Regions from separate parts of the Mus musculus genome. Here all the other regions are linked to region 2. A link is a loop called in an ENCODE intact Hi-C map of the cell type or tissue named here. Cell type or tissue: heart. All regions are shown on one strand.

What was found. Hi-C counts contacts between places; a loop is a spot of excess contacts. Peaks named below come from ENCODE experiments on the same cell type or tissue, not always from the same donor. Only the 100,000 strongest peaks of a DNase experiment are listed, where the experiment ranks them.
Region 1: it touches region 2 in a loop (2.0-fold over the local background); 7 of 42 quality-filtered maps call a loop at or near these places.
Region 3: a loop joins it to region 2, with 3 times the contacts of the local background. A loop is called at or near these places in 10 of 42 quality-filtered maps.

What each region holds. Positions count from the first base shown.
Region 1 is chr4:40,944,700-40,952,699 of GRCm38, reverse strand. Bag1 (BCL2-associated athanogene 1) reads left to right here and starts at 4,406. Exons shown (of 7, transcript NM_001171739.1): 1 at 4,406-4,978; 2 at 6,403-6,531. The coding sequence starts at 4,906. Chmp5 (charged multivesicular body protein 5) reads right to left here and starts at 4,147. Exons shown (of 8, transcript NM_029814.1): 1 at 4,024-4,147; 2 at 3,142-3,246; 3 at 2,140-2,186; 4 at 239-332. The coding sequence starts at 4,092. In heart, CTCF peaks have their summits at 4,448 and 4,651; a DNase peak (open chromatin) is centred at 4,299; H3K4me3 peaks cover 3,124 bases; H3K27ac peaks cover 2,116 bases.
Region 2 is chr4:40,849,850-40,857,849 of GRCm38, reverse strand. It overlaps B4galt1 (UDP-Gal:betaGlcNAc beta 1,4- galactosyltransferase, polypeptide 1), which reads left to right and starts at 3,866. Exons shown (of 6, transcript NM_022305.5): 1 at 3,866-4,459. The coding sequence starts at 4,045. It overlaps Mir5123 (microRNA 5123), which reads left to right and starts at 7,712; the gene lies at 7,712-7,794. In heart, no CTCF peak of the experiment used is centred here; DNase peaks (open chromatin) are centred at 3,739, 4,369, 5,219, 7,149 and 1 weaker place; H3K4me3 peaks cover 4,829 bases; H3K27ac peaks cover 4,953 bases.
Region 3 is chr4:40,902,557-40,910,556 of GRCm38, reverse strand. No RefSeq gene overlaps it. Among named protein-coding and RNA genes, the nearest start is that of Spink4, 13 kb to the left of the region's middle. In heart, CTCF peaks have their summits at 2,586 (motif pointing right), 4,063 (motif pointing right) and 5,351 (motif pointing right); no DNase peak of the experiment used is centred here; H3K4me3 peaks cover 283 bases; H3K27ac peaks cover 546 bases.

The DNA of each region.
Region 1 (8,000 bases), 95 kb before region 2:
GTATACTAAACCATAGCAAAGTGTATGAGATGAAAAATGAAAATGAAGCTGGAGATGATGGCACACACCTTTAATCCCAGCACTCAGAAGGCAGAGGCAGGAGGATCTCTGTGAGTTCGAAGCTAGCCTGGCTCACAGAGTGAGTTCCAGGATAACCAGGGCTACACAGAGAAACCCTGTCTTGAAAAACAAAAACAAGAACAACAAGTTAAAATGGGAAAAGGAGTATGGGGCATACCGTGGTCTTGGTGTCCTTTAGTGACTGGATGGTGTAATTAGCTTGCTCCATGTTAAAGGACTGTTGGGCCAGGTTGTCTCGCTGTTGCTCATACCTTTTTGGGGTCAAGTAAAAATCAGAAATGTGAACCAGATAGAAATCCTTAGGAGAAAACAGCCTTAATGCTAAATAGCAAACAAACCCAACCACAAATCATTTTAAAACTACCCACTCTTACAAAAATCCCTCCAAAGTCTTTTTCCCTTGGGTATATTTAAGTTTTAACTAGTCCCACTTAACAACATAGTATTTGCTCTTTTTTCTATTTTTTGAGAAAGGATTTGTAGTCTAGGCCAGCCTCAAACTTATAGTGATTTTCCTGCTTCAGCTTCCAAATGCTGGCAATGTGGGTGTCTCCACTCCTGGCCTTACTCTCCATCTCATTTCATCTTATTTATATTTTTCTAGTTATTTCCCAAGATGAATTCTCAGAGGTGGAACTCTTGGGGCAAAGGCTAAGACTATTTTTTAAGATTCTTCATATGTATAGCTAAATGTTTTTCAGACTCAAAATTATATTCATAATTTAGGCTATCCATCAGACTTAATATAATGTCTGATACTTGAAATACTCTTTAAAATAATGTTTTCTACCGAGTTATATAATATCAAAGATTTATGTCACCACGATCGTTATATACCACAGAAGTCATCTAATTAGCAGAAGAAAAATAGGTAATTCATGATCCAGGAAATCGGCAAATGATTCTATTCAGTTAGGCATCGTGGCACAAGGTTATAATCCTAGCAACTGGGGGACTGAGCCAGGGGACTAGAGCTTGAGGCCAGCGTGGAGTACACAGAGAACCTTGTCTCTAAAAGCAGAAACAAGAAGGGGCAAGACGACAGCTTATATAAAAGACACATAATTTCAGTTTCCTAAGAATCTAGATAAATTTTCTTTACCTCTGTTTGATATATGTTCCAAGTTTCTGCAATAAATCTACATTCCATTTATTTATTTATTTTTGAGGCAGGGATTCATGTAGCCCAAGTTACTCTAGAATTTACTAGCCCAGGGTAGCTTTGAACCCCTGATGTTCTTGCCTCCATATACCAAGTGCTAGGTCTACAGGTTGTGTGCCACCCTGCTTGGTTTATTTATTTATTTGAGACAGGGTCTTATGTAGCCAAGGCTAGTCTTGATTTCTCTATGTAGTCAATGCTCATAGGTTCCGGGTCCTCTACCTCCCAAATGCTAGGATAACAGGTCCAGGCCATCAAAGCCAAATTCCTTCCACAAGAAAACCAAAATACTTTAAAACCAATTGCCACCAAGAAGGCAACAGTTGTAATACATGCTGGCCATTCTAGGTATTATTAGGTTTTTTTTTCCAATGTGATTTTAATGTATTTTTTAAAAATGGAAGACAGCATCTGACTGTTACAAAGTCATTTTAAAATTGAAACAAAGCCATCACACTTTTCCTGGTTTCCTACAAGCTGATTATGCCTCGAGTCTACAACTCCATGGATGATCTCATAGGCTGAGCAGACCACATGGGTGAGCACCACAGATAAACTGGGGTTTCGCACAAACACTGGGACATAGTAATTGAAAATAAATTGTGAACCTTCACATTTATTCTGGTGAGAGAGAATGAATATTTAGCACTCCTAACTTTACAAACAAAACCGAAACACTCATCCTAACTCAACCACAGGAGACCCAAACCATCTCGACCTTGCCAGCCAAAGTGATCCCACGTGGCTGCTGAAGCTTAGGTAGTAACTCGGAACATTGGAAGCTTTTGCACATTTGTAATGAAATCAAGACTACTGAGAAGAAATGAAAGCCGGAAGGAATGGAAGGCCTCTTCACTTTCTGATTTCTTAGGAGGGAGATGAAGCATATGACTTACATCCGCTTTTGCTTTAAAACTCTCAGGGCTTTCTGTTTGACCATGTTCTGAGGAGAAAAACAGACTTAATTAAAAGAAGGGAACGCAGATGGCACAAGAAGTCTCCCCTATGCTCACACTCCTGCACCTACATGTTTCTTCTGCAAGATGGCAGATGTGGAGGCTCCTTGACTCTACTCTTCCTCTTCAAGCTTCGAGCACAGATAATTCTAATGCCCAGCTGGTACATCTTAGCGCCCTTTGCAACCCATGCTCTGTATCTTCAATTCCTCTTCCTCTCCCTAGGCATTGTACTTCCACTTCCAGCCCCAACAGAGCGCACTGTGTATATCCAGTTGCTTTCCATTTAAATACAACACGTTCATCCGCTATCATGTCCTCATGTTAGAAGCCATTTACAACAGCCCACCAGCCTCCCGCTTTCAGAATCTGGGAACCTCTACATCAACCTTTGATCCCTCTGTTGGTTCTTCACGCAAATTCATCAACTACTACGATATTCTAGATATAATGCCATGTAGGTGACTTGTTATTTAATCCTCACACATTAGTATATATTATCTTCATTTAACAGATGAGAAAATTGAAGCTGAGTGATATCCTGGTTCATACTGTTAAAAAGTTATAAAGTTATGAAAAAAAAAGATACCTATACACCCATAGCCTATTAAGTAGTGTTAGTATCAGAACACTGATCTTACACGCCATATCTAGTCTAACCTGAGTAGCCAGACAACACCCGGATTCTGAGCACAACCAGCTCTCCTCTTCAGAGTCAGACCTTCTCAGCAGAGCATGCCAATTCCCATTACATGTCATCAGCATCTTCTACCTACCACATTAAAACCCAGCCTCCCTCTTGTATATGGCTGTAGCTTCTGTTCCCTGAAGAACAGGTCCTCACAAGTAGCTTCTCTTTACCAGATTTCGTGTATTTTTCTTGTATCCTTCACCAGTCAGTCCCTTCACAGTACTTCCTACAACAGTTGTCACCAGCCTTACCTTAGCAGGACCCTCTCTCATCTTCTTGATTTGATCCTTATATTTCACTAGTTCAGCATCCAGCCGGGAAATCTTTTTGTCAATGGATTCTGCCCTGCTATCCACCTTGGAAGAAAACATCACATGCAGTGGTAATTATTGTAATATGTTTACATGGAAAGGGGCAGAAAGAGAGGGATATGCAAAAGAAAAAAGGAACAATATAGCAAAGGGCAGAAAATAGGGTTTTTCTTAAGGGTGGGGAATTCCAGCCCGAACCATTGGAGGGCTTTCATAAACTCTCTCCCACCTCCTAGATTCTGATATAGCAGCCCTCTCTTGAGGAAAACGATTTGGGATTCTCTCCGCTGGCTGAGATTTCCCAAGTAGGAGAATAGTCAGTTTGGGACTCTGCATGAACGTGCGTGGAATGAACCAATCAACACAGGCTAAGATGAGATCTAAAACCATTTCCGAGATCAGGTTTAATCTGGAAGGGCCAAGATTCAGAATTCTATGCTACTCAGACCCAGGACTAAGGTACAGATATGTTAACCCTGACATGGGTAAGGGGAGAAGAGTGAAAAAGGGTTTTTAAAAGGCCAGGTTAGACAAAGTGGGGTGTAGTGACATAGGGTACGTAGGTTGGAATGTGGGAACCAAAGCGAGGAAGAAGGGGTGGGGCACAGTGGGCATCGGAAAGAGCTAAGTGCAGTAAGGGCGAAAGAATGATGAGATTAGACTGTCTGGTCTCTGGGGTCAGGAATGACCTGGAAAACAGGGATGAAAGGGGTGGGGATGAAGAAGACTCAGGTTTAATGGGCCCGAACCAGGAATGGGGTGGAGTACGAATTCGGGATGGACGGGTCGGAGTGTCAGAGGTATGCAAAGTCAAATGCCCACCGTCCCAATGCAGTCCGTCAAGCTAGGTGGCGGAGCCTTGGGTTTCGCTTTTCCGAAGAATCGGTTCATCTTGGCCGGCTGCGAGGAAACCCAAACACTGGAGGAAAACCAGAAACGGAAGCGTAGTCGCTCTGGTGTCAATTTCCGGCTTCCCCCACCCCATGCGCAGGCGCAGAGTGCTCGCCCGAGTCTCCCGATCCCTTTTCCGTGTTTTCAGCTCCTCCTTCCGGAGAAGGAGCGCGGAGCTCTGGGAGAGGTGGAAAGACTTCTGAAGGAGGGGCTTATGAGGAGGGATAGGGCGGTGCCTTGGCGGAGTGGGTGGGGCTTAGACGCGGCTGGGCGGATAGGGCGGGGCCTGAAGCAGGGTCAGTTCCGAGGGCGTGGCGAGTAGATGGGGCGGAACTGGTGAGTAGTGGGGCGGGGTTGCAAGGCTGCGCGCCCGGTAGCCACCGCTGCGCTGTGAACAAACGCGGCCTGGCGGGTCGCAGCGCCGCGCGGCGACCGCGAGGCGACCGGGAGCCGCTGGGACCCAGGCTGCGCGCCCCTCGGCCTGCCCGGGAGCCGCGCCAGTCGGAGTCCCGGGCCGAGCGGGGCTTGCCTCCCTCTCAGCGTTCCTCTGTGCGCAGTGCAGCCAGCGGGCATGACCGATCCACCAGGGGCGCCGCCGCCGGCGCCTGCAAGCCGCGGGTGAAGAAGAAAGTCCGGCCCCGCTCTTCTCAGAGCGAGAAGGTAGGGAGCAGCAGCAGGGAGTTGACTAGAAGTAAGAAAGTGACCCGTAGCAAGAACGTGACCGGGACCCAGGTAGAGGAGGTGACCAAGATCGAGGAGGCGACCCAAACCGAGGAAGTAACTGTGGCAGAAGAGGTGACCCAGACCGACAACATGGCCAAGACCGAGGAGATGGTCCAGACGGAGGAAATGGAAACACCCAGACTCAGCGTGATCGTCACCCACAGTGAGCGCCAAGGAGGGTTCCGTAGATCGGGTTGGGATATGTGGGTTTGGCCACATGTAGTCTTGGGAGAAAGAAACATGGGTTCTTGGCTATATATATTTGGGGATGTTTTTGCTTAGGGCTGGTGTCAGGACATCTTTCCCTGTGGCCGGTCCCTGGACACTTATTGGATCCTCTATTTGGAAGCAAAGTTGAGTGTGTAACGCTAGTAATCGTGGGTCTTTGTGTCAGGCTTATATTAGGCCTTCTTGTGTGTAGAACTTCCGTGGTTCTGGACATCCACCAGTGTAAAGAGTACGAACTTGGTGCGTGATCCCGCTGTTCCTTATTTACTGAGTAGTGTTTTTGTTGGATGTCATAGAACCGCAGGTTCAATGGGCCGTGAGTCCAAGAGTTACTTTCTGGACATCTGGTTACATCAACACAGAACTAAAAACCTTGGGAAGTACACGAGAAAGCTGAAGCCATGACATTTCCTTAGAATCAGTTAGGAAAGACTAACAACAAACTTTGCTACCTAAACCATGGCTCTATATCCAGCAGTTTTATGAAACTTTGAGATGAATCCCCACCCCCACCCCCCCAAAGGCCTCTTGATGTCTGATCTGTGAGGCACAAATAGGAACTAGGACTCCTTCTGACTCTTGACTGGTTGGGAGCGCAATCTAAAGGTGGATTTGAACTCCACTTACTTAGAAAAGATTGAGTACCTGTTTTAAAACAAAAGAAAAAACCTCTCTGTTGTTGGATTGGTTTCGTTTGTTTGTCTTTGCTAACTAACCATTAACTATGGTGTACATAGGTGTACCCAGTATGAAAGACTTGGAGGAAAACAGTCCCTTGCTGGTGACATCAGGGAAAACAAGACCAATGCCATAGAGACAATAGGACAGCCATGCCACACATGAGGCAGGCAACTTGTGATAGAAAAGTGTGGGCTTTGATGCAAAGCTGGATGCAAGGTCAAATTCTGAGTCAGCAGTTGAAGGTTTCCCCGAGCGAGTCTTAATTAGACTGATAGCTGTTTTCTAATGGTGTCCTGAGGTTTTGAGATAGTGCATAGAACAAGTCTTGTACCGTTTATTCTGTATAATTGCTTAAGATATCAGCCATCGTTAAAATAGTTTTTTTTTTTTTATGTTAGAGGAAACAAATCCTCAAGACAAGCTTTGTAATGGGTAGCGTATGGATAGATGCAAGTGTGACCCTACCCTGAGCAGCCTGACAACCCCTGGATTCCCAGCACAACCGAGCTCTCCTCTCCAGAGTCAGGCCTTCTCAGCAGAACATGCCCGTTCCCATTATAAGCTTCTGAACGTGTGACCAGCATCTTCTACCTAGCTGAATTCAATCTCAGCTCCATAAGAAAACATCAGCTTAGAGTTAGGTTGATGAATGCTCATTGAATGCTTTTCTTTCTCCAGGCAATGAGAGGTATGACCTTCTTGTTACCCCACAGCAAGGTAACAGTGAGCCAGTTGTCCAAGACTTGGCTCAGCTTGTTGAAGAGGCCACAGGAGTTCCACTACCTTTTCAGAAGCTCATATTTAAGGGTAAGTGGTTTTCATTCATCTTTGAGTACTTATGGCTAAAAGATTTACTTTATTTACTAGGGTTTTTTTTTCTTCATGACAAGGTCCCTCTGTGTAGCCCTGGCTGTCCTAGAACTCACTATATAGACCAGGCTGGCCTTGAACTCACAGGGATCCTCCTGCGCATCAGGCGCCTGAGTGCCGGGATTAAAGTCCCTTCCCGGCAAGGGCAGATTTTAAAACTGCCTGGTCTTCCCTGACTTTTGAGTTTTCTGTGTGTGGATGGATGTGTTGCCTGCTTATGTGTTTGTGTACCGCGTGTGTGTGTGCAGTGTCCCCGAAGGTCAGGAGAAGATGTCAACTCCTCTGGAATTGGAGTTAATAGAGGGCTGTGTGTCACCATGTGAGTGCTGGAACCTGCACCCAGATCCTCTGCAAGAACAAGTGCTCTTAACCACGGAGCCAGTTTTCCAGCCCCCATCTTTCAGTTTTCAAGCCAGAACCATTTTCTTTCATTTCTTTATTTAACAAATATTAAGGGACCAGTCTACACTAGACTTTGAAAATATCTGGATTTGAAGTAACATAATGACAGACAGAATTGCTAAGATTTAGATTGACAGAGAGAGAGATCTTTGCCTTTTTTCCCCTGGGTGGGAGAGTGGTGGTCTGTTACAGCCCAAGCTGTCTTGGAACTGGCTATGTAATATACACTGTCAAGCCCTATGTCTTTTTCTTTTTAAAACATTTAATGTCTGAGTTTTAATTTTATCTTTCAAAATTGAGAATGGCAGCACACACCCATAAGCCCAGTACTCTGGAAACTAAGACCAGCTCCATGCCAACTGGGTGCAGTTAGTCTGCCATGCCAGCTCCATGCCAACTGGGTGCAGTAGTCATGCTCTGTCAGAGAAAAGGAAGTGGGGAAGCATGGGAGGAAAGGAGAAGGAAGGAGAAAGGAAAGAAAAGAAGCTCAAGTTTCACAGTAGAAAGGCCAAAGAAGAAAATGTTCCCCTGGATAAAGCTCCTTATTCATTTTTTTAATGGTACTGCAGGTCAATCAAACATGCTAGGCAAGAACAAACCACTAAGCTCTAGCCTCAGCCCAGTGTTTCACATTTTTCTTTTTATAACATTGAGTTTGCCAGCATTCGTTGAAGTATCCTGAGGGAAAGAAGGAGCTTTCATGACTACAAAATCTTTTATTATACAGAAATTATGTTAGGGCTGGAGAAATAACATCATACACACATATATAATTAAAATAAATTTAAAATGAAAGCTTTAGGGGCTAGAGAGATGTTTCCTGTAGTTGTGAGCACTGGCTCCTCATCCAAAGGACCCGGGTCCAGTTCCCAGTGCCCACACGGAGGCTCTAAACCAGTCAGTAACTCCAGCTCCAGGGTATCTGATCTCCACCAGCACCAGGCACACACCTGATGCACAAACATGCTTTCAGGCAAAATACCCATATCTATAAAACAGTAGTA
Region 2 (8,000 bases):
CTGTAAAATTAGTGCTCGTCCTACATCCATCAAGATGTCTCTTTCTTCCTTCCTTCCTTCCCTCCTTCCTTCCTTCCCTTCTCTCTAAATTTCAACTGCCCAGTAACTTTCTTGTTCATTTTGAGACAGGGTCTTCTATAGCCCAGGTCTAGACTGGAACTTGCTATTTATTTAAGGATGGTCCCCCCTGCTTCCACCTCCCAAGTTCTGAGGTTACAGGTGCAAGTCACCATGTCTAACTTTAAATTAGTTATTTAATTTTTATTTTTTAATTTTGAGACAGAGTTTTACCACATATATAGCCTTGACTGGCCTCAAACTCGAAATTCTCCTGTCTTCACCTTTTAAGTGCTGCTAGGATTACAGTTCGTGTGACCATCCCTAGCTCTGAAATTTATGTTAATCAAAAGAATTCTCTAAGAAGTGATATTTTGGGGACCAACAAAGTGGCTCAGCAGGTAAAAGTCCTTCCCATCCCAACCCAATGATCTGAATTCCCTCCTCAGATCCCACAGTGGGAGAACTGACTTCTGAAAGTTGTACTGTGAACTTCAAACACTTGTGACATGTTTGCACACACACACACACACACACACACACACACACACACACACGTGATAAAAATGTTAAAAAGAAGTGGTTTAAGGCTGTGTCTTAGGAAATGTTCCTCTGTTTGGGGACCTTTTTGGAACGTGTTCTCCACATTGTGAGGAAAACCTGAACAGTTGCCAGGCTAAGTCATTACATGGAAAGGCCTTTGGGGAGGGGGTCGAGATGGAAGGTCTCATTACTCAACCTAGCTGGGCCCTATGAGCTCCCAGCCTCTACTAGCACCGATTTCCAGGGCACACACAAGAGCTTGGAGAAGCACTGTGTGAAGGTGTTTTGAAATTTGCAACTGTGCTAGTGCCGGGTTATTACTACGGGAATCAGAACTGCCAGCCGAGGTGGAGAACTGCTGTCAAGCTGCTTGGGAGTTGGGAGTTATAGACCTGTGAAATAACTGCCTGCTGTGTGCCAGGTACTGTCCTCTGTTCTCCTCATCTACTGGGGTGTGACAGCAATGTAAACTGGCAGGCATAAAAAAGGCTTAGTCCTTGATGGGTTCTTTGTCATCCCAATCAACAGACAATCAGCAGGTGTTATTCCCCCCCCCCGCCCCCGCCCCTATTTCAGGCCGAAAGGGTTGTGGGATATATCTGTGGCCCTAGCACTCTTCTCCTGTCTCCTGGCCATCATCTGTAGCTAGAAAGCTTTGTCTCCATTTTCCTCTGCTCATTTTTCAGATGTGGAGCTCATGCCTCAGCATAGCTCACTCCCAAGCAAAATTTCCCTGCTAGCATAGGATGGTGGAGTTTGTTCTTTACCCTGACCAACTCTCAGAAGATAATTCTTGACTTTGTCCTCTACAATGACTTAGCAATAAAGGTTTCCTTTTTCTTTTCATATACTGAGATAACCATTTCTGGGATCTAGGTGTGGCGACTCATACCTACAATCCATGCCCTTGGGAGGCTGAGGTAGAAGGTTGAGAGTTCAAGGCCAGTTAGGCTAACCTAGGCTATTAGGGTGAGCTCCTGTTGAAAAGAAAGAAAAGAAGAAGGAGGAGGAGGAGGAAGAGGAAGAGGAAGGAAGAAAGAAAGAAAGAAAGAAAGAAAGGAAGGAAGGAAGGAAGGAAGGAAGGAAGAAAGAAAGAAAGAAAGAAAGAAAGAAAGAAAGAAAGAAAGAAAGAAAGAGGCAGGCAGGCAGAGGGATGCTCACAGATATTCCTGGTCATGATAATGGAGGCCTACTTATAGTGTCAGATTTGTGAGGTTGAGGCAGGAAGATGCCAAGTTTAAGACCACCCTGGGCTATGCAGAGAGACCCTAATCTCAGACCAAACCAAACCAAACCAAACCAAACCAAACCAAACCACAAGTAGGTTGTGCAGATTTTTCAGGAGTTATGGGGTAGTCCAAATGGGTCTTTTCCAGAACAGGTTTTGGTGTTGGGGAACTGGAAGAACAATAACGCCTCTTTCTGAGGGGGATGAGGACGGGAGTGGGATGGAGGGGTTAGATTACTGTGTGCGGGACTCATTTGGCTGAGATGATACTGGAAGGTGGAGGGTTAGGGAAGAGATGTGGGTTGGATCCACAAAGTTTTGTGTTATCAGCTTATAGATAATAGAACCACACCTAAGGAACATAGACATAAAAGAGCCGCAGGGACCACAGCCTCAGGACCTCACCAAGGGAGGCGAGGGGCCAGAGAGGGTCGGTCAGGAAGTCACCTGATGAGCAGTATACTTTCTTTTCTTTCTTTCTTTTTTTTTTTTTTTTTTTGGTTTGTTTTTGCTTTTGTTTTTCGAGACAGGTTTTTTTTCTGTGTAGCCCTGGCTGTCCTGGAACTCACTCTGTAGAACAGGCTGGCCTCGAACTCAGAAATGCACCTGCCTCCCAAGTGGTTTTTTTTTTTTTAAATACTTTCTATGATTGCAACCAAATGTCACTCAGCCTGCTTTCTCATCGATGAATCGGAGACAGTTAACAACCCCTATTACATGGCATATATTGGTTAACAACAAACTCTCCAAACATAGGAGTAGCTAGAATTAGCATTCCCCATCTTAAGGTTCTCATCACATTCAAGGATAAATGGGTCTGAGGCCTCGGGGTCAAGACTTCAAGTGCTTAAATCTTCCAGCTTCCACTTTCAGATCAACAAGGTTAGGTAAAGGAACGCGCAGTGACAAAGTTTTTAGGAGCCCTGAGTTCCACAGCTTATCAGCTGTGAGATTTTACAGGCCATTCATTCTTATTCACTCCAAGGCACTGAAATCTTTGTTTACTACATAGTCTGGGCTGGCTCCAAACTCTGGCTCTTCCTGTCTCCGCAACCAGAGTCTGGGATTACAGGTGTTCACGACCGCGCCTAGATTCCAGTATTCTGTTAAATGGGGACTGTGTTCCAGCGCTGTGTACAACGGGCTGTTCTGTACGCAGGCTTAGGAATTAATGCAGTTTTCTGCCAGTCTCATCCCAACAAGCATGTGTCATCTCCATGTGGCATGCACTAGAGGCCATGTTGCACCTAGAACCAAGTTGGGCAGGTTCCTGAGGTTTCCCAATCCTGCAAACACTTATGTGGGAGTAAGAGTAGAGCAAGATGGTCACTTCCCTAGCAGGACTCAATAAGCAGCTCCTCCACTTTAGCCCCCTCACAGGCAGGCGGACCCAGCTAGGGTAAGTGGATCTTTGGAACGCCCCAGAGAATCCGTCCGCTGGCCTCGCGGGACGTCGAAGCCGGTTTCCTAGACGACCTTTCTCCACTCCATTTTCTCACTATCCCAAGGCTACCGCCTGTCCTCTTGTCCTCACTAGCTGCTGTCCCAGGCCCATACCCGAGTCACTGGGTACGTCAGGAAGTGGTGAGCAGCTCGTTGAACAAGAAGCTGGTTTAGAGAGACTTAAGCTCCACGGTGAACGCTAGGAAGAAAAGCTGAGCGCCGCTGGGTATGGGATGCCCGCTCAACCCAAGGCTGCGGTGGGGCTGGCGGAGCGCCACGTTTAGTCCCCAAGTGTCGCGACGCCCTGCAACCCAACCTCCCGAGGGCCCGCCCCTTAGTGCCTGCCCCCCAAGCTCCGCCCTCCCTTAGCTGCCAGAAAAACCCGGCTGAAGGTTCCGCCCCTCAGTCCCCTCTCCGAGCCTTGTCCCTCATGCCCCGCCCCTCTCGAAAAAGACCCGCTTTGCGGCCCCACCCCTTAGACTCCGCCCCCCCAGGTTCCGCGAACAGCCTTCCGAAACCCGGTTGAGGCCCCGCCCTAGGTCGAGACCACGCCCCCTGCTCATCCGCGCTTGTGGTTCCCGCTGATCTCTCCAAAGTCCCGCGGCCAGGGGTGTCGGCTTTCCGCCGCAGGCGGCCGGTGCTGCGCTAGGTCCTAGCCCCCTCCCCCCGGCCCCTCCTTCGATCGCTGTGGTCGGGTAGCGCCTGGCGGGCGGCCTGCGGGCGGGCCGTCCTCTCAGCCGTAGCCCACCCCCTCTTAAAGCCGCGGCGGGAAGATGAGGTTTCGTGAGCAGTTCCTGGGCGGCAGCGCCGCGATGCCGGGCGCGACCCTGCAGCGGGCCTGCCGCCTGCTCGTGGCCGTCTGCGCGCTGCACCTCGGCGTCACCCTCGTCTATTACCTCTCTGGCCGCGATCTGAGCCGCCTGCCCCAGTTGGTCGGAGTCTCCTCTACACTGCAGGGCGGCACGAACGGCGCCGCAGCCAGCAAGCAGCCCCCAGGAGAGCAGCGGCCGCGGGGTGCGCGGCCGCCGCCTCCTTTAGGCGTCTCCCCGAAGCCTCGCCCGGGTCTCGACTCCAGCCCTGGTGCAGCTTCTGGCCCCGGCTTGAAGAGCAACTTGTCTTCGTTGCCAGTGCCCACCACCACTGGACTGTTGTCGCTGCCAGCTTGCCCTGAGGAGTCCCCGCTGCTCGGTAAGACCCAGGATCTGAGGACGTGGACTCCTCGGATTTCCTCAGTAGGGTTCCAGGGATATTATCCTAAGATCTCTTTCAGGACTGCCAGCCACCAGGTTTTGATCAGAGTGCATAATCCCCAAGAAGGGCTTAATCCTCTTTGGGATGACCCAAAGAGAGGTTGGCTGGTGTCTCAAGAGGCAGGGGCCCTGTTGGGAAACCCCCAGGCTCTTACCCCAGCACCAGACAAGGCCCTGGAGACACCCTTGTTCTGGCCCAGGACTCAGGAAGTTTGAAGTTGGGGTCAGTTTAGAGTAGACTGAAAAGGCTGCTCTGCAACCTTCCCTACCTATAGTAGCAACACCGGCAACCTTCAACCTTCTGAGGACAAGACCGACAGTGAGAAAACCACCTCCCCTCCCCACCACCCTCCACTCCGCCTTAGAACAAGCCACTTAACTTTCTCTTTAAGGTTTCTTTCTGGTAAATGGAGATAATAAACCACACGTATTTTGGAGTTGTTTTGAAGAAGTAAATGAAACATTGTAACTAAGAGTTTAAAGAATGAGGATGAACTCTTAGAAAGTTGCTACAATTGTGGGATTTCCTCCTGTTTGTAGGTGCTGAACCAAGGGGCCTTCTGTCTCCCACCCCAAGTTCCTCCTCCTGATGCTTCCTCTTAACCAAACTGAGCAGGGCCCTCTCCAGGGGCAGAGGGCCTGTGTACTCAGGGGACTGACTGGAGGGCTAAAATTAACCCGGTCAATGGGGCTGCACTTTCCTGGAAATACTTGCCCAGCTGATACCAGGCAGGGGGGCAAGTATATGAGTTTGTGTTCCCAGTACTAGGCGACTGGCCAGGGTAGAACTTTGACTGGAGATCACAGGTAGTGCCAGGTTTTAGAGAATGTTTCGCAGAGTGAATCCCATCTCCCCACAGACAGACAGGCAGGCAGCGTGCTAATAGCTCTGTCTCATTCTGGGAAAGCCTTGGCAGAGCAGGCCTTCCTATAGCCTGTTGCTCAATGTCTCCAATAATTACTTCAATGTTTTCACATCAAGTTTGGGAGGAACCTCTTGGAATTGGCCAAACATGAGTAATCGAATTACTTTGGACTTGGTTGTTAATTTGGGAAACAGGAATAGTTCTATGGAAAGTGAAGTAGAACATTAGTCTGACTTCAAGCATGTTATAGTGTTTCTTCCTGTTGTATAAAGTGGACTTGTCTGTGCTTACCTCACAGGGCTATTTTTAGGACTAATTGAGATTGTATATAGAGTAGGCAGGCACTCAGCAAGTAATCAACAATACAGTTTGAGGATGTGAAGTGGCGATTTCTTAGACTTCCACGGAGATGGCTCGCTGAACAACATAGAAGAGGAGGAAGTGACCGAGTCCTCAGACCACAGAATGTCTGGGCCTTTTGCTTTTATTTTTGGTTGTTGCCTGAGCATCATGCAGAAAAAAGACAAATTAATTAGTTAAGTACCCCAGAGCCATGGACATAGCTCAGATGGTGGAAGGCTTGTCTGGCCTGCCCAAAGCCTTGATTATAAAACTGAGCAAACATCAGATCCTATCTCAAAGAGAAAACCAGGTTTATAGTTGTTCAGAGTATAGGTTCTTCCTGCTGAAATATGAGGGACTGTGGTAACTATAGTTCTGTTCAGTTTGGTTTGGTAATGTGGGTTGCTCAATTCATCCTGAAATAGACAGCTCAAAAGGACCTTACTGAGAGAGATCACTTTAGACTGTGGAGTCCAGAGGCCTAGGCCTCTTCTGGCCTGGCTACCTTCATGTGACTTGCATGGGACTGATGTCTAGGTTTCTGCTGAGACCACAATCGCAGAAACAAGGGTAGGAGGTTAGGTTTTGTTTTGTTTTTATTAATTTGAGCCCTTAGATTTGAATGCTTAGGTGCAGCTTTTGGGGGGCGGTTCTTGGTCAGAAGGAATCTTAAGAAAACTTTTAAGTGTATTTGGGACTCTGTGTGTGTGTGTGTGTGTGTGTGTGTGTGTGTGTGTGTGTGTAGTGTCAAGCCCATCTGTTCCACTGGGCAGGTGTCAGCCAAAGCCCTTGACCGTGGTTTTGAGGTTGGTGGGAGAAAGCACCCCTAGGGGGTTAGCACGGTGGCCTTTTTACTACTCACAGTTCCTTTCCCCAACTTTCCTCTGCTTTCTGGTGTCCAGCAGTCTAAGCCAGATGCTTGGATCTTTTTCAGTTGATAGCTGGTGACTTTGAGGTGGTAAGGGACCAGACCCGGCTGCTGATAGGTTGCTGTTAGATCTGCTTTTGGGTTTGTCAGAATATTTGAATGGACTTTAGATAGACTGAGGTTGGAATTGTGCTTAGGCAATATATGTGTAACCGGGGCAAACTGTATTGTTTGCAGTCCTAGTGATGGTGGGCACTCCTCTCATCTGTAGGGCTAGTGTGAGCCTCTGTCTGTCTGTCTGTCCCATCCTTCCTTACTCCACTGTGGGCTACAGGGGTTAGCTGGCCGTGCCTGATAAGTCTTCTATTTGCCCAGAGAACTCTAGTTACTTCAGGCATTTTCTTTAGCCCTGTGACAGGCCTCCAGGTAACTGTCACTGTGTACTCTACTGGCTGTAGCAGTGAGCCGGCCTTTCTGGCCCTCTGAATGTTTGCCCGGGCTGAGAGGAGGCATGGCCTTGTGGTTCTTTCCCGGAATGTTTATCTTTTTCCAGAAGGTTTTATCTGCTCATATTTGGCACAGCTTGACAAAATTTGACTGGCTGTGGCACAGGCATTTTGGGTGTGGTGTTAGTGGAAAGGGGGACAGCACGTCAGGCTGGATTGATTTGGGGAAGCAGGACTGGCTGATTCAGCCGGGGGTCTGGGACAGATGGTACAGATCTTTCAAGGGGGCAGTGGACACTGGACAACTTAAACCTCAGAGGCCCCTTTTGACCAACTGTGCTTTAAGGAGATACCCTTCATTTGTTCAAAGGGAAGATGTGTGTGTGTGTGTGTGTGTGTAGACCCATATGCCATGGTGTGTAGACCCACATGCCATGGTGTGTAGACCCATATGCCATGGTGTGTAGACCCATATGCCACGGTGTGTAGACCCACATGCCACGGTGTGTAGACCCACATGCCACGGTGTGTAGACCCACATGCCACGGTGTGTAGACCCACATGCCACGGTGTGTAGACCCATATGCCACGGTGTGTAGACCCATATGCCATGGTGTGTAGACCCATATGCCATGGTGTGTAGACTCATATGCCATGGTGTGTAGACCCATATGCCATGGTGTGTAGATCCATATGCCATGGTGTGTAGACCCATATGCCATGGTGTGTAGATCCATATGCCATGGTGTGTAGACCCATATGCCATGGTGTGTAGACCCATATGCCATGGTGTGAATGTGGAGCTCAGAGGTTTCAGGGACAGGACTCACACTGTCAGGCTTGGTGGCAAGCACCTTTTACCTGCTGAGCCATCTTGCTGGCCCAGGATTCTTATCTAGAAGCAAACAGCCCAGTTAGAGTAGAGCCCTGTTCATGAGCCCAACTCCCTGGCTTTTG
Region 3 (8,000 bases), 53 kb before region 2:
ATCACCTCCAAGTGTCTTCTGCCTACCCTCACCATGGGTTGGTAGGTGGCCTTCTGCTTGTATGTATGCACAGCAGACCTGGCCCTGGTGGCTGGTGGCATGTGCACAGGTGATCTGGCTCTGCCCCTTGCTGGCTTTAGCATTGGGTGAGCTAGCTAGGGCAGTGCTGGAGAGCTGGCCATGGTGGTGTGGTACAGGAGAGCTGGCAGGCTGACCAACTCAGTTACCACCCAGGCCCAGAGCTGGTACCCAAGAGCTTTGAGTTGGTACACAGCAACATCTACCCCATTGAAAAGATGTACTAGGGGGTTGGGGATTTAGCTCGGTGGTAGAGTGCTTGCCTAGCAAGCGCAAGGCCCTGGGTTTGGTCCTCAGCTCTAGAAAAAAAAAAAAAAGACAAAATAAGAGATGTACTAGGTGTTGGAGGGATGGCTCAGCAGTTAAGTGTATACTGCTCTGGATCCGAACCCAAGTTTAATTTCCAGGACCCATGTTCAGTGACTTCCAACTGCCTGTAACTCCAGCTTTGGGAGTTCCATTTCCTCTCCAGTTTCAGGAGATCTGGCACCCTTTCCTGGTTTCCATGGGCACCAGGCACACATGTCGTTAATAGACATACATGTAGGCAAAACACTCATATGCATAAAGAAAATTAATCTTTTTAAAAATAATTTTTATTTTTTTTTTTTAAAGATTTATTTATTTATTATATGTAAGTACACTGTAGCTGTCTTCAGACACTCCAGAAGAGGGAGTCAGATCTTGTTACGGATGGTTGTGAGCCACCATGTGGTTGCTGGGATTTGAACTCTGGACCTTCGGAAGAGCAGTCGGGTGCTCTAACCCACTGAGCCATCTCACCAGCCCTAAAAATAATTTTTAAATATTTATTTATTATTGTACATAAGTACACTGTAACTGTCTTCAAACACACCAGAAGAGGGCGTCAGATCTCATTACGGGTGGTTGTGAGCCACCATGTGGTTGCTGGAATTTGAACTCAGGACCTTTGGAAGAGCAGTCAGTGCTCTTAACCACCAGCCATTTCTCCAGCCCAAGAAAATAAATAAAAAATAAAATTAAAAAATAAAAGGCTGGACATGGTGGTTTACACCTTTAGTCCCAGTGGTCCAGAGGCAGGGGCAGAAGCAGGTAAATTTCTGTAACATTAAGGCTAGCCTGGTCTACATAGCTCTAGGTCAGCCAGGGCTACACAGTAAGCACCTGTCTAGATAAATAAATGGATAAATAAATAATTCATTTAAAATCTTTGTTATTTACCTGTGTGCATGAGTGTGTGGGTGTACCTGCCTGTATATGGGGGAGTACACGCATACTCATGCCTGTGCAGGAGAGGGGACAGTAAGGGACCATCACTCAGGGTCTGTAATCATGCTCACCTGCTGTAGACAGGCTTAATCCACACCACTGTGGCACAGATAGGCCTACAAAGAGAGTTCCAGGAGAGGCAAGACACACAGAGGGACCCTGTCTCAAAAAGCCCAAACCAAACCAAGAAATATCAACGCAAGCAAGCAAGCAAGCAAGCAAGCAAGCAAGCAAGCAAGCAGCAAAAACCCCAAACCCAAGTGAAGGCCGAGATTGGGTTGTACAATGCACATGCTTATCTCTCCGGCAGATCAATGTAGCCAGGGAACTGGCCTTTTATTATTAACCAAGATGGCATGTGCCACATTGTTGCCAAGGAAGCAGAGTGAAATAATTAACCATTACGCTGTCTCGCAGTATGCTAACAGAAGTCTTGACCCAAAGGTCATAAAAGCTAAAATGTTCAACCTGGTCCACTTCTCAAGAAAGCTACTTATATCCGGCGGCCCTTTCAGCAGCTCCCGGGTGTTGAGCCAGAGACAGGTGAAAAAAAAGATTTCTTCTGTTCTAATGGCATTCGCTAAATATTTACTATTCGGGAGAGTTGATGGGTGTAAGAGCTGCCAGCCCTTCTGGGCGCGGTGATTGCCTCCTGCCTAGCCTGAAAGTTGCCAAAGATCCTGCTTGCAAAGGTGGGTGTGGGGCAGGGTGTGATCTTGGCTCACCTTGTCCTTTCCACCTGCCCGGAGAGGTCCGGGAACCCTGACCAACACCTCTTCGTTAACTTTTCCGACAGCTGCGGGTTCTTCCTTCCGGGATTCCCCCGGGGCGCCCCTGGGAGCTGGGAAGGGCAGGAACCTGTCTTTCCCACAGCATCTGGCAGCCTGCCTTGGCTTTACTTGCTGTGCGGCCTTGCCTGCTGCTTTCCCTTTTCAAAAGGGGGAATCTCAACTGCTGCTAGACTGCATTAATGGGGCAATTTAAGTGCTGTAGCCAAGCTTCCTGCACATCGACAGTGTCTCTTCATGGTGGCTATCTTAGCTCCCAGATTGTGTGGACCTGGTTGATGAAGAGAGACCCCTCTTCGAGCGCCTCCAGATCTACTCTGACCCACCCCACCAGAAGCATCACCTCCTGTCAGCCTTTCCCTCTCCTAACAGCCACCAAATACTTATCAATAGCTCTTTAGCTGGCTGTGGGGCTTCACACCCACCTCTTCCCTGTTGGGATTAAAAAAGAAAAAATTAAAGATTTATTTATTTATTATATGTAAGTACACTGTAGCTGTCTCCAGACACACCAGAAGAGGGCATCAGATCCCATTACAGATGGTTGTGAGCCACCATGTGGTTCCTGGGAGTTGAACGCAGGACCTCTGGAAGAGCAGTCAGTGCTCTTAACCTCTGGGCCATCTCTCCAGACCCCAAGCTGGGATTTTATCTGACATGAACTAGACAGATCTTGTCACAGTCTGGGGGTTCATAAGAGCATCTGCCCTGTGTGTCTGGAAAATGCTGTTTTCCTTGGAGTCTTCCACCACTTCTGGTCCTTACCCCCCCCCCCCCACGCTGCATCCCCCCCCCCCCCGCCCCTGTAGGTCCCTGGGACTTGAGGGGAGGATTGTGATATAAACATCTCATTTAGGGCTGAGCTTTCCAAAGTCTCTTATTCTCTGTACTTTGGCCATTTGGGGACGAGGAGCTCTTTTACGGTTGCAGAAATAGAGTATAGTGTTATAAAGGGATAAAGACTAGGAAATAAAACAAGAAGGATTAAGTATGATAGAGGATGGGAAGTCAGGGTGGAGGGGGAAAACTATCACTAAGGGCTTTTGAAAAGCCATATGAGAACCTACTACTGTAGAAGTTTCTCTGTTCTCTATAAGAAGACCTTCCTGTCTTTGTCTGGGGTCACCATTTTGAAAAATGTTGACACCCCACCCCCACCCCCCCACCCCCGAATACTGGTGTTTTTGCAGAATAAACGTTCTTTGTTTTTGCATACTATCTGAGTCTGGGATCTTCCTTCAGCGATTTTCGGACCCTTACATATCTATCATATATGATAGGTTATTTCTCTGCCGGTGAAGTGAGCCAATTCAAGCCTCCAAGGCCTTAGCCTGTGACTGACCTGTAAATATGAAATTCACACCTGGCCTCCTGATACAGTCTCAAAATGTACACTTGATCTGGGCTATTTACTGTATGTAAATCTTGTTTGTTGGTTTTTATTGCTTGTTTGTTTTTAAAGGGAGTCTGACAAAGTGGCTCTTTTAAAAAAGTCCTTAGTTCCAGCCTTTAAGAGACAGAGGTATGTGGATCTCTGTGGGTTTGAGGCCAGCCTGGTCTACATGCAAGTTTCAAGTCAGCCAGGGATACACAGTGAGCTCCATCTCAAAAAAAAAAAAAAAGAAAAGAAAAGAAAAAAAAAAAAGTGGGTTGGGGAGGGGCTTGGGAGGACTGGAAGAGGGCTAGGAAGGGGGCTGGGGAGATGGCTCAGCAAGTGAAGGGGCTTGTGGCTAACCCCGAGGGCCCAAGTTTGATCCCTGGAACATACAGAGTGGAAAGAGAATACGACTCAGGCAAATTGTCCTATGACCTTCACACAAGTAGTCCTATGACCTTCACACATTACAGTGGCAGGAGCATGCCCACACCTCAACCAAACAACCAAACAAGGTAAAAAAAAAATTTTAATAGGAATTCTGGCTTAGTTTGCAGTTACTACCACAAGGTGGCAATGACACCTAAATCACAAAGGCTTAACTGTTGAATGATTTCATCATTCTATTGTGAGAGGTGGTTTTGTTTTGTGGGTTTTGTTTTAATTTTATTTCTGAGACATGTAGATTCAGATTGCCTTGAACTCAACATGTAGCTGAAGCTGACCTTGAACTCCTGATCCCTCTGCCTCCACTTCCAAACTGCTGGAATTATAGGCATACTCCTCCACAACTGGCTACTGAATGCTTTTCTCCTTTTTTCTTCTCTTCTTTTCTTTTCTTCCTTTCCTTTCCTTTCCTTTCCTTTCCTTTCCTTTCCTTTCCTTTCCTTTCCTTTTCTTTTCTTTTCTCTTCTTTTCTTTCTTTTCTCTCTTCTCTTCTCTTCTTTTCTCTTCTTACAGTTTTACTGTATAGCCCCATCTGGCCTGTAACTCACTATATAGACCAGGTTGGCTTTGAACTCACAGCGAACCACCAGCCTCTGCCTTTGCCTCTGTTCCCTAAGGGCTGCTAGTAAAGGGGTGAGTGGTTTTCTTGAAGCAGGAGGCACTGTGCTGGAGGTCTCCTTCTGTGTCTTAGCTTTCTCCTCCATTTGCTACCAAGCTCGAAGAATCCACGTTTGTTGGAGGTACACCTACACCATTGACCCTTGCTGTGGTCAAAGAGTGGACAGTTGGCACAGATGGTGGCGCGTACCTTTAATCCCATCATTCTGGCGGCTGAGGCAGAAGGATTATGAGTTCAAGGCCAGCATGGCCTTATTTAGAAAAAATAATCACAAGGAAAACAGAACACATATCACATACTCTCCTCATTCCCTTCCTTTCAGATGCACTACTGCATCCAGATCTACAAACACTTCCAAATACCTTAGTGACAAATACCCTTGTGGATGTCTGTTACTGGACCCATGAGACAATTTTTCTAATTACATAGGCAGGAGTGAGAGGCCTCTGACGCATATGTTTTCATTCACACACATTATCCTCCCTCTTTGTTTCTTAATAAATTGCCTCCAAATTTCTTTTGGTACTAATCACAGCTGAATTCAAGCAATGTCCTAAAGTTTTGTTTTGTTTCCATGTACTTGTGTGTGTGTTGGGGGGTGGGGGGTGGGGGAGATCCTATGTATGTGTTTGTGTGTGTGTGTGAGTGCACATGGAGGCCAGAAGTCAACATTGGATGGCTTCTTCTATTTTTTTATTCTTTTGTAAAATATTATTTTTTATTATTTGTTTTTTTAATAAAAGATTTAAATATTTTATATATGTGAACACACTGTCTCCCTCTTCAGACATACCAGAAGAGGGCATCAGATCTCAGTACAGTTGTGAGTCACCATGTGGTTGCCAGGAACTGAACTCAGGACCTCTGGAAGAACAGTCAGTGCTCTTAACCACTGAGCCATCTCTCCAGCTCCTATTTGGGAATAATCTTACATCACGCACCCTGATCATACCGCCCACTCTTCCCATGTCCCTCCTCCCCCACGAACCATCCCCTGACACCCCCCCTCTTAAAAAAGAAGGGGGGGGAACTCAGTCCATTTTGTGTTGTTGAGATACTCACTGTAGCATGGCCAATTCCTTGTGACCAGCCTCCTAGGGAGGATGAGTCTGTCTCTGCCTCTGTCTGCACCAGAAGCCATCAACTCAGGAGAGCTATGCTGAGGGCCAGCTCACACTGAGGCCAGCTCTCCTGCAACATGGCTTCAAGCATCAGACATCTGCATGGGCTCCCATGGTAACATGGACACAGACATCAATACAGCCCTTGGCCATATCAGGACCACTGACCCTCTCATGGCCTTCAGTGGCTGCAGGGGTCAGGGGCCTCAATGTGGCCTCAGCTTTATAAATTGTCACAGGCCATTCACATCAGGATGCCCGCCCACCCCCACCCAGGGATGCATCAACAAGGCATCAGGCAGTGGCACAAGGATCTCAAATGTCACTGTGGCCTAGGGCTACAGAATGGATCACAGACACCAACATGGCCTCCAGTGGCATCAAGAACCATGGTGGTCCTTTAAGAAGACCCAATCCAGAAAGGGAACACTTTCTCATCTTGGGTCTTCATGGTTGCCCAAGATGAGCCAGGGGCTGAGTCTGCCTCTTTATAAGCTCCAGGCTGCACAGCATCTTGCTGACCCTACTGGGCAGTGACAGTATGTCAGCCTCAGTCCTCTTTCACCTGTCACCACCATCGTGTCCCCAGTTCTGCCTTTGTCCACACACCATCCCATTTCTCAGTCTTTCCCAGCTCTCCACCTACTTGTGTATTACCCGCCACCTGATCTGAGGCCGGGTGAGCACATGTGTGTTTTCCACTGCCCCAGCCTTCGAGGCCAGGAAGTACTTGGGTCTTTTTTTGATCCTTTAAATTTTTAATTTTAATTAATTTTTAAAGAGTTGTTCATCTTGCTGGGCAGTGGTGGCCCACACCTTTAATCCCAGCACTCGGGAGGCAGAGGCAGGTGGATTTCTGAGTTTGAGGCTAACCTGGTCTACAAAGTGAGTTCCAGGACAGCCAGGGCTACACAGAGAAACCCTGTCTCGAAAAATCAACAAAACAAAACAAAACAAAGCAACCACCAAAACAAAACAAAACAAAACAAAAAACCAAATAAATAAATAAAAATAAAAAAACCAAACCAAACCCAAAACCCAAAAAACAAACAAACAAAAAAAGAGTTGTTAATCTTATGTGTATTTTATTTTTACCTGCACATATGTATGTGCACCATGTGGCGGCTTAGTGCCTATGGAGGTCAGAAGAGGACATTGGTTCCCAGGAACTGGAGTTACTGATGGTTGTGAGCCAAACCTAGGTACTGGGAAGCAAACCCAGGTCCTTCGAAAGAGTAAGTGCCCATAACTGCTGAACCGTCTCTCTGGCCCTCGATACTGTCTTTTTGAGACAGGGTCTCTTCATTGAAGAGGAAGCTTGCTGATTTAACCAGACCGCAAGGCCTTTGTGAGTGCTAGGCTGCAGTCGTTCCTTGCACCTCCCTCAGCACACGCATCTCACCAGGTGTTTCTCCAGAGATACACTTTGTGGTCCAGGAGCAGGCTCGTGCTATGCATCCGATCTCTCTCTTAGACACTGGCCACTATCAGTAGTTCATCAGGAGTTCCTTGGGTATTCATTTCCTATCCAGTATTTCTCAGTTTAAGTGATTATAAAATCTTTCCTCCTTCCCCTATTAATATCTATCAATATCTATTAATCTTCAAAATCAATGCTTAAATTTCTAGTCTAGGAAATGTTGCCTGTGGTAGTTGGAGTGTAATTGGCCCCCATAGGCCCATAGGGAGTGGCACTATTAGGGGATGTGGCCTTGTTGGAGTTGGTGTGACCTTGTTGAGGCAGGGCCTAGAAGTCTTACATGTGGTTGAGCATGCCCAGTGAGACAGTCTCCTCTGCTGCCTTCTGTTGTGGGTTTGGTTTAATGCTTGCATTATGGGTTCTCAAAATTGCATGAGAATTCACATGTGAGATGCTGAGGGTCCCTGCCCCCAGCTGGTCCTGACTGGCAAATAAAGTTGCGGCAGCCAATGGTTGGGCAGAGAGACCGAGGTGGGACTTTAGGATTCTTGGGCAAGGGTACTGAGAAAGAGGCAGTATTGCCATACTGGGGGAACAGAAACAGCAAGCCTGGGAAGTGCAGGACAGAGAGACAGCCAACACGTAAGAGTTGGGCATTGCTCAGAGGGCCTGGGCAGCCAGGATGGAATATAGGTTTTAGTAAATAATTTTTCAGGAATATCAGAGGGGAGAGTGTGCTAGCTACATGGAGGTTTAAGAGTGCCCCCCCCCATTGAGCTGCTTAGGGCATATTAAAAATCTCTCTCTCTCTCTCTCTCTCTCTCTCTCTCTCTCTCTCTCCCTCCCTCCCTCTTTCAAGAATCCACAACATTGGGGCAGTAGTGAGGAACTCGCACTGTCA